Linked DNA regions of Mus musculus: region 1 is linked to region 2. A link is a contact called in ENCODE Hi-C or POLR2A ChIA-PET data. All regions are on one chromosome and are shown on one strand. The core of a region is the stretch at or near the end of the contact, and the rest is flanking DNA. Distances in the headings are between cores, read along the strand shown. Region 1 holds the start of Slc33a1 (solute carrier family 33 (acetyl-CoA transporter), member 1). Region 2 holds the start of E130311K13Rik (RIKEN cDNA E130311K13 gene).

Evidence for each region. A loop is a pair of places that touch in the nucleus more often than their neighbours do. ChIA-PET counts read pairs that join two places held with the same protein, here RNA polymerase II (POLR2A).
Region 1: a map of heart shows a loop between it and region 2 (6-fold over the local background). The contact joins the promoter of Slc33a1 here to the promoter of E130311K13Rik in region 2. A Hi-C loop is called at or near these places in 9 of 37 maps with a recorded cell type or tissue (T-helper 17 cell, adrenal gland, gastrocnemius and 2 more). POLR2A ChIA-PET finds 5 or more read pairs at or near these places in 3 of 5 experiments (Patski and embryonic stem cell).

The regions. Positions count from the first base shown.
Region 1 is chr3:63,958,998-63,966,097 of GRCm38, forward strand. It overlaps Slc33a1 (solute carrier family 33 (acetyl-CoA transporter), member 1), which reads right to left and starts at 5,736. Exons shown (of 6, transcript NM_015728.5): 1 at 4,419-5,736. The coding sequence starts at 5,193. It also overlaps a transcript of Gmps not described here.
Region 2 is chr3:63,925,894-63,932,795 of GRCm38, forward strand. E130311K13Rik (RIKEN cDNA E130311K13 gene) reads right to left here and starts at 3,579. Exons shown (of 5, transcript NM_177856.5): 1 at 3,364-3,579; 2 at 1,371-1,430. The coding sequence starts at 3,477.

The DNA.
Region 1 (7,100 bases), core at 4,486-6,985, 35 kb after region 2:
AAATTTATATGCTAGTAGTACAGTCCTCAGTTGCATGGCACCCTTTAACAACAGGACGTCTGGATTCAATTCCCAGCATCCCCTAAAACCAAAGTGAATTTCAGAATATACTTGAAATATATTATTTTTTAAGTACACAGTATACTGTGTAGAGGGGCCTTACATACCAAAGCATTTTCCACATACTACTTGGTAAAAAGAGCAGCCAGTACCTTCTTTCCTTTGCTTTGTGTTAAAAAAAAAAAAAAAAGTCTTTACAACCTTCTTTCTGAGGAGTGGGTCTCTGGTTTTAATTTTCCCTGAATCTACATTTGTTACTAACATTTGAGGATAAGTTCTAACTTTCTGTATTTGCTTATATATTAAAAGACTCACCATGCTCACTACCTGGTCTCTTTGGAGGCAAAAGAGAGGAACAAATTAAAAGGGTTCATATTATTCACGTTGAATATTACTTACCTAAAAAGCTCAATTTTACTTATGTGTATGTGGGTGTGTCTTATGAATGTACAGAATGTGTGCGCAGGTACCTGTAGAGAGCAAATGAGGCTGTTGGATTCCCAGAACAGGAGTTATAAAGACAGTTAATTAGTGTCCTCTGGAAGAGTAGTAAACAAGCGAGCTGCTGACCTAGCTCTCTAGTGCCTCCCTAAAAGTTGAAAATGTTTTAAAGTTTACTTTGAATTATGTGTAAGGGTGAGTGGGTGTTTGTATGCGTGTGCAGGGGCCTAGGCCAACCACAGACACCAGATCTCCAGAAGATGGAATTACAGGTGTTTGTGGACAATCCAACATGGGTACGGAGACCGTAACTTTAGTACTCTACAAGAGCAGTATTGAGCCCTTAACTTGACTCATCTCTCAAACCCAAAAGTTGAGTTTTAAGGTAAAAACCAAAATCAAAACAAACCAAACCCATGTTTTAAATTTTCTAAGATAAATCTTACTCTTAAAATGTTAAACCATAGCCGGGCGTGGTGGCGCATGCCTTTAATCCCAGCACTTGGGAGGCAGAGGCTGGTGGATTTCTGAGTTCGAGGCCAGCCTGGTCTACAAAGTGAGTTCCAGGACAGCCAGGGCTACAGAGAAACCCTGTCTTGAAAAACCAAAAAAAAAAAAAAAAGAAAAAAAAGTTAAACCATAAACTTTTCCATTTTTAACTCCTAGTATTAGAAAAAAGCTTTACCACCCATCAATGGTCACCTAACTTCTCCCCGTATGACTGAAGGAAAGGTAATATTTTGTTTATTATTGTTTGGGGGAGTAGGCTCTCTCCTTCCACTGTGGGTTCCAGCAATTGAAATCAGGTCTTGGGCTTGTGGTGCAAGCCCTTTTCAGGTGCGGAGCTTTCTCCCAGTGTAATCCTTTAAGCCTCGCATGAGTGCTAAAGGATGTAGTATAGCCAATATTAGAAAAACATACAAACAACTTATGACTTACCTATTTAGTAATGAACCAATTCAGCTTGCTTAAATTCTAAAAAGCATTTGTTTCATAAAAAGGTAATGAGTACTATAAGACAAATTTATTATTAAGGAAATATTGGTCTGCTTTCTTCCCTGTTCAAAATGCTTATCTTATAAATAGTGCTTTACCAGTAGATATAGGATTTATATCCATTACATTTTTTTCCAAAGAAATATACCCTCTTTTTCTCTGATCGACTCCTATATATGCATACTCATTTTAAAACAAATTTCAAAGTCACACAGGGGCTGGAAAGGTAGCTCAGCAATTAAGCGTACAGAACTGACATGGTGGCTCAGCCTAAGTCAGTTAAAAAATTAAAACTTTAACCTATCATTACTAAGAATCAGGCATTCTAAAAGTGGGTGATGCTTTCAGATAACTTGGGAATCACAATGTTATATTTGTCCCATAAAAAAAAGCCTTATATTAAGATAATTCCATCTTAAGGTTTTCCTTGAGGATTCCACTAACTTCTTACCAACTATAGACAAAATATCATATTAACAGTTACAAATACCTAACTCCAAGTCCATCTATCTCTTTCTTTCCTTCCTTCCTTTTCTTTCTTTCTTCCTTCATTTCTTTCTTTCCTTTTCTTTCTCTCTCTCTCTCTTTCTTTCTTTCTAAACAGGGTTTCTCTGTGTAGCCCTGGCTGTCCTGGAACTCACTCTGTAGACCAGGCTGGCCTCCAACTCAGAAATCCGCCTGCCTCTGCCTCCCTCGTGCTAGGATCAAAGGTGTGCACCACCACTGCCTGGCCCATCTATCTGTAAATAGCCTCTTGACAACATTCTTCTCATTATAGAGAAGGAAAAGCCACATCTGTCATCCTTCTGTCCTGTTCATTACTTACTCCTCGCTGTTTAAGGGTCTGTCTTTGCCTCTAGAGGTTCTTGGAAAACAAATGGAATGAGAGAAAAGGTTCAGAACTGTTATGAAGCTATAAAAAAGCAGTCAATATAACCAAGGTTGTTTCCTCCAGATCTTATCTCATCCCATCTTCCTGTTCTCAATTTGCTGTCTATAGAGCACTGCTTTTTAAATGTCCAAACCATTCCTCAGTATATTCCTTCTGTAGTATCCATAATTAATTACAGAATTACAATGTTTTTAAAAGGTTTATGTTCATGTGTACTAGTATTCTGCCTGAATGTAAGTACATGCACTCTGCATTCTTGGTGTCTGTGGAGGCCAGAAGAGGGTACTAAATCCCCTAAAACTGTAGTTACAGAAGGATGTAAGCCACCATATGAGTGCTGGGAACCAAACTTAAAACGTCTGCAAGAGCAACAAGACCTTTTATCAGCAGAACCATCCTCAAACCCTTGGCTGTTTTCTTTGTTTCAAGTTACGGTTTCCAATACACAGATTTTCTAGATACTGTTTTTATCTTCTCTTTAACTACCTAGGCAACGATATTTCCTTATGATTCCACATTCTTTAAATTCCTCAGAACCACTAGGTAGTTAAACTGGGCATGGTGGTGTACATAATTAACTATATGTGTCCTTAGGGAATAGAAGTCTAAGACCAGTCTAGACTCTTGTTGAAAACTAGGGGCTAGACAAAGGTCAATAATAGATTCCTAGCACTGAGAGAGGAAAAAAAGGAAAAAGTCCCACTGGTTAATAATGGGATTGAGACTTAGCACAGTAGAAGATGGCTTCCCTTTTATGTAGAAGTACTAGGTTCATTTCCCAGAACCAGGAACACACAAACAGAAACAGAATACACAGAATATAGTTATGTTATTACCAAATTACAGAAACCTCAAAACTAGTAATGTGGTTATGTGTAAGCATTAAAATTAAAAACTCTTTAACTTAAAATGTTTTAGACTAAATCATAAGTCAACTATGGATAGAAATTAATTAAAGTAAGCTATTTTAGAATCTTCTGGAGAACAAAGTTCAAATTCCAGTTATACCAAAAATAAATAAATAAAAAGAAAAAAAAATCACACCAGCTTACATAAAGGTTTAACTAATAATAAAGTCAACTGTTATCTCTACCATGGTCACTGGCCGGCTATTCTGGGCCTCAGCAATGTTCATCTCTACTGTTCCTAGTTTGCACAGACAGTCTTTATTTGCAGTAGGTCCTCAGAATCCTGCCACTTAGCCAATTCCAGAATGCTTATATTAAATACTCTTCCCATTCAGTAGATGGGTAAATGGGGACTACTTGTGAAATAAAGGTGGAAAAAGATTGAAAAGCAAGAAAACATTCACCAAAACACAAAAGAAAAAATGTGAACCATATGACCCACATTTTAAAATGTATACTTCTGTGTCAGGCAAATGTCCATGGATCTTTAATTCAGAAATTTTGTGATTCTATCGGTTGCTTTTTTCCTATTCACTAAAGAGTACTGATCAATATGACTGTGTTAATAGGCTGACATAAGGAATACTTGAAAGAAGCACACTTTAATAAAACAGAAAACATACTTAGGTATCTATCATATAAGTTCCCAGTAAAATTTAAAAAGCCAGCTGTAGTGGCACATGCTTGTAATATTAGCACTCGGGAGGGTGAAGCAGGACTGTGTCTCAAGCTGGATATATAGAGCCTTTTAAAAATCCTGTAAACAGAATTCAGAAAAAATTCAAAAGCAAGCAGAAGGACAAACATCAAATGGTTTCTCTTCTAGAAAGAATCTGGAAGGAAAAGAAAAATGTGTGTGTGAACTGTTTAAAGGAAGACGACTAGGAGGTAGATGTAGAGAACAAGGCTGTGTTATGGAAGTGATTGTGAGCAAAGTATGAAAATCTCATAATGGAATCCAATATTGTGTTAATTTGAAAGGGAAATGAAGTAAAATATCTTGTGCATCATTAAAAGTAAAAAATGTATGCAAACAAATGAGAGCTCCCATCTGATGTTTCATCAAAAGCATTCATAAGCATAAAATAAACCTAACAGTATAATAGTTTTAAGTACACTACCTGAAAGGGTAACGATTCCCCTGGGTTGAGGCTGAAACCGCAAGTATTTGTTACAAAAGTCAGCAGATTCAAGAGCCAAAAATAAAACATTGCCCAAAAAGTAGCCAGCTGTTTGGCCCACAGAATTGCATGTCGAAGCATAGCCCACGTTTTCCCGGGATAACATAGTTAATGCCCAACCATCCACAGCGATGTCCTGTGTGGCAGCCAGGAATTCAAACAAGAAGAATGTCACAGTGAGAGCAACTACATCCGGTGTTCTGCCATCAATATTTCCGAGCAAACGGTCCACTTGAGTGGATAAATATATCATGAAGATTCCTAGTGTATACTGAGTAGGGACAAGCCAGGACTTGCGACGACCAAAGTTCTTAAAGTAGACGGCATCAACCAAGGGAGCCCAGAGCAACTTAAGACTGAATGGCCAGAAGACAAAACTGAAGAAAGCCTGATCTGTATAGCTAACATTTTTGCTTTGCAAAATGAGGGGGATGCTCCCCGCCAGGCCTAAGGGAATGCCCTGAAGCACGTAAAGAAAGAGTAGTAACAAAATGCTACTTAGTTCGGATCTATAGCTCCGCGGGGCTTTAGGTAAGTCACCAGGGCCGGCATCACCTAGAAGAACTTCCCGGTCCCCCTCCCCGCCCACCGAGTCTCGGCGACTGTCATCCCAGCCGCCCGGTGGCAGCGGGCCACTCTTCATATCCAGAGCGTGGCTAAACATGCCTGACCGCCGCTGCCGACTGCTGTCCTTGTGGGAGATGGTCGGTGACATATCAGAGACGACGCAGAGCCCGGTGTGTGGGGGCCTGAGGCTGGCGTTTTGATCAGTCTAGTCCCAGGTCCAAGGCAGTCTCTCTGGACCCGGGTCACGGTGGTTCAACGCCGGGAGGGCGGACGCGGAGAGACTGGTCGCTGTTTTGCAGCAGGGAGCCAGATCCCTGGCAGGTGGCCCAGGCGAAGCCTGGGTCGCTGCCCACAGGAGCGACTTCAGGGAGCCGGCAAGAGCTCCCCGTGCAGCCGCACCCGGCTTGAGGCTGGCGGAGCGTGCCGTGGCGCTGCGACGGAGTCTGGCTCTTAACTGCAGCGGGGACTCGAACGCTCTCTTGCCCGTCCACCAGCTGACACTGCAGCGGGCACCCTCCTCAGTAGACACCAGAGGTAAAGGATAACTTCCTGCCTCGCGCTTCGGGAAGTGGTTCCCTGCCAAAATGGGTTCCGTGCCTCCCGACGGAGCCAGCGAATCAGAACAAGTTCCGGTGGCGGCGACCGCGAGCAACGTTTGCTAGGAACCATTAATTCCCTCGATTCTAACCCCGAGGGAGGAATAACGCCAGCGTACCGAGCGTCCAGGACGGAACGTCTTAACAAACCCGGTTCCGTTTGCGCATGCGCTTGCATGGAACTCGTGTGCCTCGGCCATTGGGCCCTCGTCGCCACGTGAGCGCGGGTTTTCTGGATTGGCCTAGGCCTTGGTGATAACATTGCACAAGGTCTGTAGGCGAGTTTGTACTTATTTAATTCAGTACATAACTTCCAGGCTTGTAGTTGGGTAATAATGCTGCTTTGTGAACCTGCAGTTACTAAGCTTTGGTGTCAGGTTGTGGGTCCTTTATGCCCGACTAAATGGAAACACTCCTACCTAATACACAGAACGAATAAGGCTGTCCATTTCCCCCAATGTCAAGGAAGAAATGTAGGGGAACGCTAGATACACAGAGTGAAGGAGGTAAATTTCAGTCTGCTGCATCTTATTTTTTTGCCAATGGAAACGTCTCGAAACCACCTTTCTCCTTTCATGTCATCCATGGTTATGCATTTTAAGTGCATAACGACGCACTTCTTCGAGTTTTGGTGAATCGTTGGAAGCTCTTAGAGCTTGAAATGTTGAGATACTAGATTTAGTATTTCAGTGATAACAAAGAAATAAGTTTTCCAAGAATTTTATTGGATTCATAATTGGCCAGTTTTTCAAATGCCATTTCAAGTGTAATAGTACATGCTTTCTTCATTAAAAACAAAAACAAACCATAAATTCCCTTGTGGATTTGCTGCCTTCCCACTTTTCTGATTTCTACAGCTTATTAACCACTTAGCTAATTTCCCATGTTCTCTTCTCATTTCTCCCTGGGTCCTTCCTTTTCCTCTCCTCCCCCTTCTCTCCAGCTCTTGTATGGTCATAGAAATGTGAGACTTTGCTTATTATTATTATTATTATTATTATTATTATTCGTCTTTCATTTTCATTGTATTGATACTGAGTCCTGGGTTACATAAGCTAGCATATGTACCCAGGCTGGTCTCAAACTTATGGCCATACTCCTGCCTTAACTTCTAGAGTCCTAGGATTCTATACATGAGCCACCACACCTAGTCTGATATACTTCAATGAAAGAACACAGTGACCATGAAGTCTTCTAATCTTTGTTAAAGAGAGGAACAGAGTTGGTTGTGGTGGTGCATGCTTGTAATCCAGACTAGTCTATAAAACGAGTTCCTGGCCATCCATGGATATATAGCAAGTCTCTGTCTCAAAAATTGGAGTGGAAAACAGTTTATAGTGTTATCTATGTGAGACCAAAAGTCTCTATTTTTTTCAACAGGATCTTACTGTATGGTCCTTACTGGCATGAAACTCACTCTGTAGACCGGGCTGGACTTGATCTTACAGAGATCCACCTG
Region 2 (6,902 bases), core at 2,329-4,828:
ATCATTTAGGAGACAAAACAAACCCTGCTGACCAAGGCCAGCCCTGAGATTTTACTCCCCAACAGCTACTTGGTACCCAGGGTTAGTAGCTACTTAATGCTACAAGCGGCACACATCACGGCTAGCTCAGAACTGCATCACATTGCACTTGTTTCTTTTACCAGGAAAGCATATTTAATGCTGCAGCATATTTTCTCTGCAAGGGAGAAGAGCTTTATTTAACCGCTGGGGAAATTTCCAATCATCTCTCAACCAGAATTGAATTTTTAAAATTTTCTGTTTAGTGGTGTGTGTGTGTGTGTGTGTGTGTGTGTGTGTGTATACATGATATATTGTACATGTGGAGATCAGAGGACAACTTTGTGGAGTATGTTCTCTTCCACCTTCATGTGGGCTCTGGTCTCCATAGCTTTACCCACTGAGTCATCCCCAAGCCCCAGAACTTACTTTTAACTGCAATTCAGAAGGACCACTCTGAATTGAGTGTGTGTGTGTGTGTGTGTGTGTGTATGTATGGGGGGGGGCATACATAAAGTACTTATATGTATTTTGTTTTCAGATATTCATCAACATGAACGTCATAATGATATATATCCACACACATATATATGGAGATAGATAATATGCAACATATTACTTCATATATAATATATAATAATTATATAGTAATATATAAAATAATGTATAATAAATAATTATATAATTATAATAATTATATATAATAGGCATTATTATATATATTCTTAGGCAGAATCTCAAAAGACCATTCTAGGATAAATTGGAAAGTTGTAACCTTTCAAATTAAATGGATAATTCTATAATCTGACAGTTTAACTTAAAAACAGCCACATCAGAACTCGAATTTCTATCTACGTATAGTGGTTTATTTACAAAACACCTGAGAAACAGTTTTGCCTAAAAGCCAAGATTTTATCTGTAACAACACCTCTCTACCCAGACAAGACAAATCCTAGTTTGTTTATTTTCTGTTTTTGTTTTGAGACAAGATCTCTTTCTGGCCCATGCCTGGCTGACCTGAAACTCATCAGCAATCCAGGCTGGCTAGGAACTTGCAGCAATCTTGCCTCAGCTTTTCAAGTTCAGTGACTATATTATTTATAACAAACCAAATCCTTTATGGAAACATTTCCTTTTAAGTCTTAAAAATATTATGCGTATAGTCTGTTGAATTAAGTAAGTAAAATTCTGCACATTTTTATGACCCCCAAATAAATTCTCTGTTCTAAATCTTAACCAAGATCTTAAAGTGTGTTTGTTATTCTAAATTATAATTTAAACTCTCCCAGGATGTATCCAAGCAGCCTGGAGACCAAGTCAATTATCTGTTGCCTGTACCATTGGTCACTCACCAGCCGGACGCTCCTTATCAGCAACATTATCCCAGCTATGGCCATTCCCGTGCTGATGTTCTACAGGAAGAGAGGTAACGATTAATCCTCACCAATTACCATTTATAACAGTCAGCGTACCAACTTAAAAGGAAGGAGACTGTCCTCATGACCACTAACAGTTCAAATAACACAGATGTCTCAAATGCTGGCTGGACTCTTCCACATTCCTTCCTAGTTCTTCCTTAGCAATCTGGCACTCACAGGGACTTGAGTGAATGCTTTTTACTTTGCCTGCGATTTTTTTTTATATGTTTTTGTTGTTGTTGTTTCGTTTTGTTTTGTTTTTCGAGATAGGGTTTCTCTGTATAGAGCTGGCTGTCCTGGTACTCACTTTGTAGACCAGGCTGGCCTCGAACTCAGAAATCTGCCTGCCTCTGCCTCCCGAGTACTGGGATTAAAGGCATGGCCCACCACGCCTGGCCCGCCTGTGAATTTCTTGAATGCACCCATGGCCTAGCATTTCTAGCCTTACACCCATGGTGAATTTTGTACTTGGTAGAAAACCTTACAAATACAAAATAGCTGGTGTTTGTGTAAATGGTTGAACTTTAATATTAGTATAGTAAGTAACAATGTATGCATTTATTTGGCAAGGATTACTACTAAATGGCAGATACCAGACTGCTCTAACGTGGCGCTACAATAGCATGTCAGCAGGCCTGGCCTTGGACCTCATGCTCTCTTGCTGCAAAGCTTTTGCAAAGTTCAGCTTCCTCCAATTCTCAGCAGGATTCTTAAAAGCTGTTCCGGGCAGGGCATGGTGCTGCACACCTTTAATCCTAGCACTCGGGAGGCAGAGGCAGGCAGATTTCTGAGTTCGAGGCCAGCCTGGTCTACAAAGTGAGTCAGGACAGCCAGGGCTATACAGAGAAACTCTGTCTCAAAACAAACAAACAAAAAAGTTGTTGTTCCTTCCAAATACGTTGTCCTGGCTTTTGGCTACTCATTTTCCTAATCATCTGTCTCCCTGTTTGCCTCAGATTTTGCTTCTGCTACCTTCCCTCCCCAGAGAATCCCCTAGGCCTCATTTCTAGACCGTTTTCTGTACCTTTCTGACGTTGTTTCAAGATGTCTGTCAAGACTAGGGCTTTACCCACTCCACCAGGTTTATGCAGCTCACTCTCACTCAGCTTTACGTCCAGTTCTGATTTCCCATTGAACACTGTTGCCTCAAGCCTACAACTGTACTTTAAAGTCTAATGGGCTGTCTTCAAGATCAGTCTCCAAATTTTAATGTCCAAGGGCTCTACAGCTTTTCCCAGTAAATCATTTACTACGACTGCTCCATGACAGGAACCACCACCACCACAGGGACTTTAGCAGTCCTTTATCTGGTAGTAGACTGGCTGTCTAAGTGTCTCTTCTATGATTGAATTTCAGTGTCTTCTCTTGTTTCACTTAAAAAGAAAACACGAGAGGCAGGCGGATTTCTTTCTGAGTTCGAGACCAGACTGGTCTACAAAGTGAGTTCCAGGACAGCCAGGGCTATACAGAGAAACCCTGTCTCAAAAAACCAAAAAAACAAACAAACAAACAAAAAAAAAAAAAAACCAAAAAAAAAAAAAAAACAACCCCAAAACCCAAAACCAAAACAACTGGGGATACAGTTCAGTGGTAAGCACTACAATGCTTACCAAAGTTCGAACCCCAGCCCTGGAAAAACCCATCCTGGCTCTGCTCTGTTAAGGCCTCTCGGGCTTCTCTGCTCTTCCTGGGTATCCAGCCCGCCATACTGAATGAGGAGCTACTCTTGGGCCAGCCCTGTGGTGTCCCCAGCCCTGCGCCAGCCTCCAGGCCTGACCACCGCCGCCGCCAGGAGGGCAAATGAGGCGATGTCGCCTCCCTGGCCATTTCCCCTGTGGCCCGGCTGTCTTTCCGCCCCTGCGGGTCCTCTTCCAGGCCTGCCGCGATCACTCCGCTCAGGCTAGCCCACCCCGCCGGGCTGTGGCACCTGGACAAGGCGCAGATGGTTGTCTGCCCATTGCGACACCCGTGTCACCACGTTGGCCTCCCCTCGGTCGCGGTCCGGCGCCTGCGACCCGAGGCTCGCGGGCGGCCGCGCCATGTTCCGGCGTCCAGCAAGCCTTGCGGGCGCCCCCTGGTGGGCGGTAGGGGTCGCTGCGCTGCACGGCTCCGGGGTCCCCGCCCATTCTGGGCGTTTGCACTCTTGTCTCTGCGTGTCCTTGGTGGTACCAAGCCAGCCAGGACAGCAGAACAACACAAAAATGCCGTGAAAAGATAAGACATCTGTGTAAATATGCACAGTCTCTTATTCTTGCTACTTTTTCTATAAGCTTGTATTTTTATTATTTTGTTGTTTTTTACATTTTTGAGACAGGTTTCTCTGTGTAGCCCTGGCTATCCTGTAACTAGCTCCGCAGACCAGGCTAGTTCTAACTCAGAAATCCACTTGCCATATTTTATGGTGCTGGAGAGCACACCCAGAAACACATATGGCATCAACCTTTGTTTCTTTAGAAACAGGGTTTATGTTTCTAAAGGCTGGCCTCAGCGTCCTAATCTTTAGCTTCCCCCATACAGAGGCTTCTGCTGTGTTTCCGTGTGCCTGGCTTTCTAAATATTTTTAATGCCAAGAATAATAAAGGAAAGAGAGATGGAGATATACTTATTTGTTAAGCTGAAATGTGCATTGTGTAATAAATTTAACTTTGGCCCAAAGAGAGATCTGGCCTTTCCCATTGTGCCTGGCAATTCTAAAATATCTTACCTGATAAAATTATGTTTTACTCTGAGGCTTTTGAGCCTGTAAGAAAATCTAACAACCCACTTGTGGTGGTCCTCAGCTTGACCTCCAGAGGGGCTAACGACCGACCTGTTGGTGCATGGTAAAAACTCTGCACACAGGTGCTGGGAAGCATCACTGGCTGCATTGTTCCATGCTTTCTCACACCTGGTTGCTGAAAGGAATCAGTGTTGCTCAGGACTCCACAAGTGAACATGTTTTTAAAACCAAATACCCCACCTGAGGGTGCCCTTTGTCGCTCCCAAACTCTACAGTTAGTACTAGAAGCATTAGACGTCTTGGGACTATTGTTTAACTCTGTTTGGTTCATTATATTTAAAATGTTACAGGAGAACTTTCCTAACACTTGAGGCCCTGGGCTAGATCTCTATCTAGCATTGCAAAAATATAAAACAAAAAATGAAAATTCAAAAAAAAAACTTACCTTACAGAAATCAAATATATAACAGTGTGAATTAGTGTTTCCACACCCCATAGTTTTATGACTGACAGTAGCATATCACACTCACTTGTGAGGCCTTTGTTATTACTTGCTTATATGATGTGCACACACAGGTACCTATGTCAAAAGCACCAGAGAGGAAAAGAAGACATTACTCCTCTATCTCTATAGCTTTGTAAATGGACAATAGGAAAATAGTCCCTTAAAGATGTGAAGTATCTAGTTGTACTTTCATATCTACAGGACTAAGTCATCATGGGTATATCCCTCTTGAGTTCCAAGAACTGCTTGGAAAAGTTAGAAAACCAAGCTGACTAATCTCATCTCAAAACTACTGCAGTGAGCTCCGATCTTAGCTTTAATTTCCTGCGGAACCCCTGTAGTCTGTCTGTATCCCAGGCCTCGTCTTTTCAGCACTTTGTGCTAGCCTCACTCCTCTCCTCCCTTGGTCGATCTTTCTCAGGACCTCTCGCTGCCTTTGCAGGCTTCTCCCACCACTCACCCATACTTACCCTTTCCTTTACTTTCAATTTACTGACATCAAAACGCAGAATCTGATTTTTAAAAATACTTGTAAAATTTTAAACCACAGTCTCTGTGTGGACGTGTGCAGACACATGTGGAGGCCAGAGATTCCACCGGAGCTGCAGAAGCCACCTGATAGGGGATGTGGTTGAGGATTCTGCTGAAGCTACAGGTAGCCAACTGATATGGGTCCTAGGAACTGATTTCAGGCACTCTACAAGTGAAGCGTGTGTTTTTTAACCACTTCACTTCCCCCAGTTTTGCTCTCTTCCTTATTGGGGTGTGGAAATTGCCACACAAACTATACATACACTGATTTTAGTTAAGTAAAAGGAATTTATTGAACATGTACCATACATAATATTGGATCACAAGAAGGAAAAAACTAATTGTGGCACTAGTCTGTCCTCAGAGCAGGTTTTTTTTAATGCATTTTTATTAGATATTTTCTTTACTTACATTTTAAATGTTATCCCTTTCCCTAGTTTCCCCTCCGAAAACCCCCTATCCCTTCCCCTCCCCACCTCCTGTTCCTCACCCACCCACTTCTGCTTCCTGGTCCTGGCATTCCCTTATACTGGGACATAGAACCTTCACAAGACAAAGGGCCTCTCCTCTCAGGGCAGGCTTTTTATATGAGGAACCAGGTTCAAAACTTTAAAGGGCAAGGAGGAGAGCAGTTGGCTCACTAGGCAAAGTATTATCAGCTAACCTTTAAGCTGATTGGTCCTGAGTAAGGTAAGGGTGGTGGTGGATGAGCGGTAAACAAGGGAATTTCAGAACATTGAGCTAACAGAGCATGAGTATTATAATCATAACCTTTTGCCTTATTAGTAGCATTCTTCAGTGTCAGCCACAAAAAACCAGTAAGCTCAGTCTAGGAAGGGCTGCTGGTGGTCAGCTCTGGCTCAAGATATTATAGAGATAACAGTTCATGTTGACTTTTGATTTGATGAGTCCTACATACAGCTTTGTGGAATTTCTTAAGATGAGCAAACCTCATACAGAACATTCAGAACATACAGAACAAAACAGAGAATGTGATCTGCATGTCCTTGTGCCAAGTCACCTCCCTGTGCCAATGACTGGAAGGCATTTTACAGCAACAATATGGAGAAGCTGGCAGGCATGGCACAAGATGGCTGCAGCTATCCTAGGAGAGGATCAGACCATAACATTCTTTCCATTAACATTTTATTAAATGTTCCCACATCTTGCACGCGCTCAACTGGCCAGGAAGAACGACGCTGCAACAGGATCCTTCTGCACACGTTTATTGGGAGAGCATTGATTGCATAGGTGAAAGAAGAACAACCCCGAACAAGGAAAATGATGCTGCTTATATACCCCTCCATGTGACGTGTCAGCTTCTGATTAGCTGCTCACTCATCACCCCACTACTACGCCCCGGGATGGGCAGTGACTTGGCACGAATTTACTCTTGCACCTGCGCACATTACTTATTTACCAGTTAGGCACAGCGGAGGCTCATGATGGCGATTGCTCACGGCTCCCCACACCCACACTTTCCAAATTCAAATGAGGATGTCTCTTCTAGTGAAAATTCACCATTGATAAGCAATTTGAGTAGAAGTTCACCCTTGCAGCTAAAGATGTAGTTCAGTTGGTAGAATGCTTGTGCTGCCATTCAAAAACCCTAGGTTCAGCCCCTTGTGCATAAAACTAGTTATGTACGTGTAATCTAGCAAACTAATTTTCTCCACACGAAACCTGGTATGTGTAATCTTGGCACCTGAGA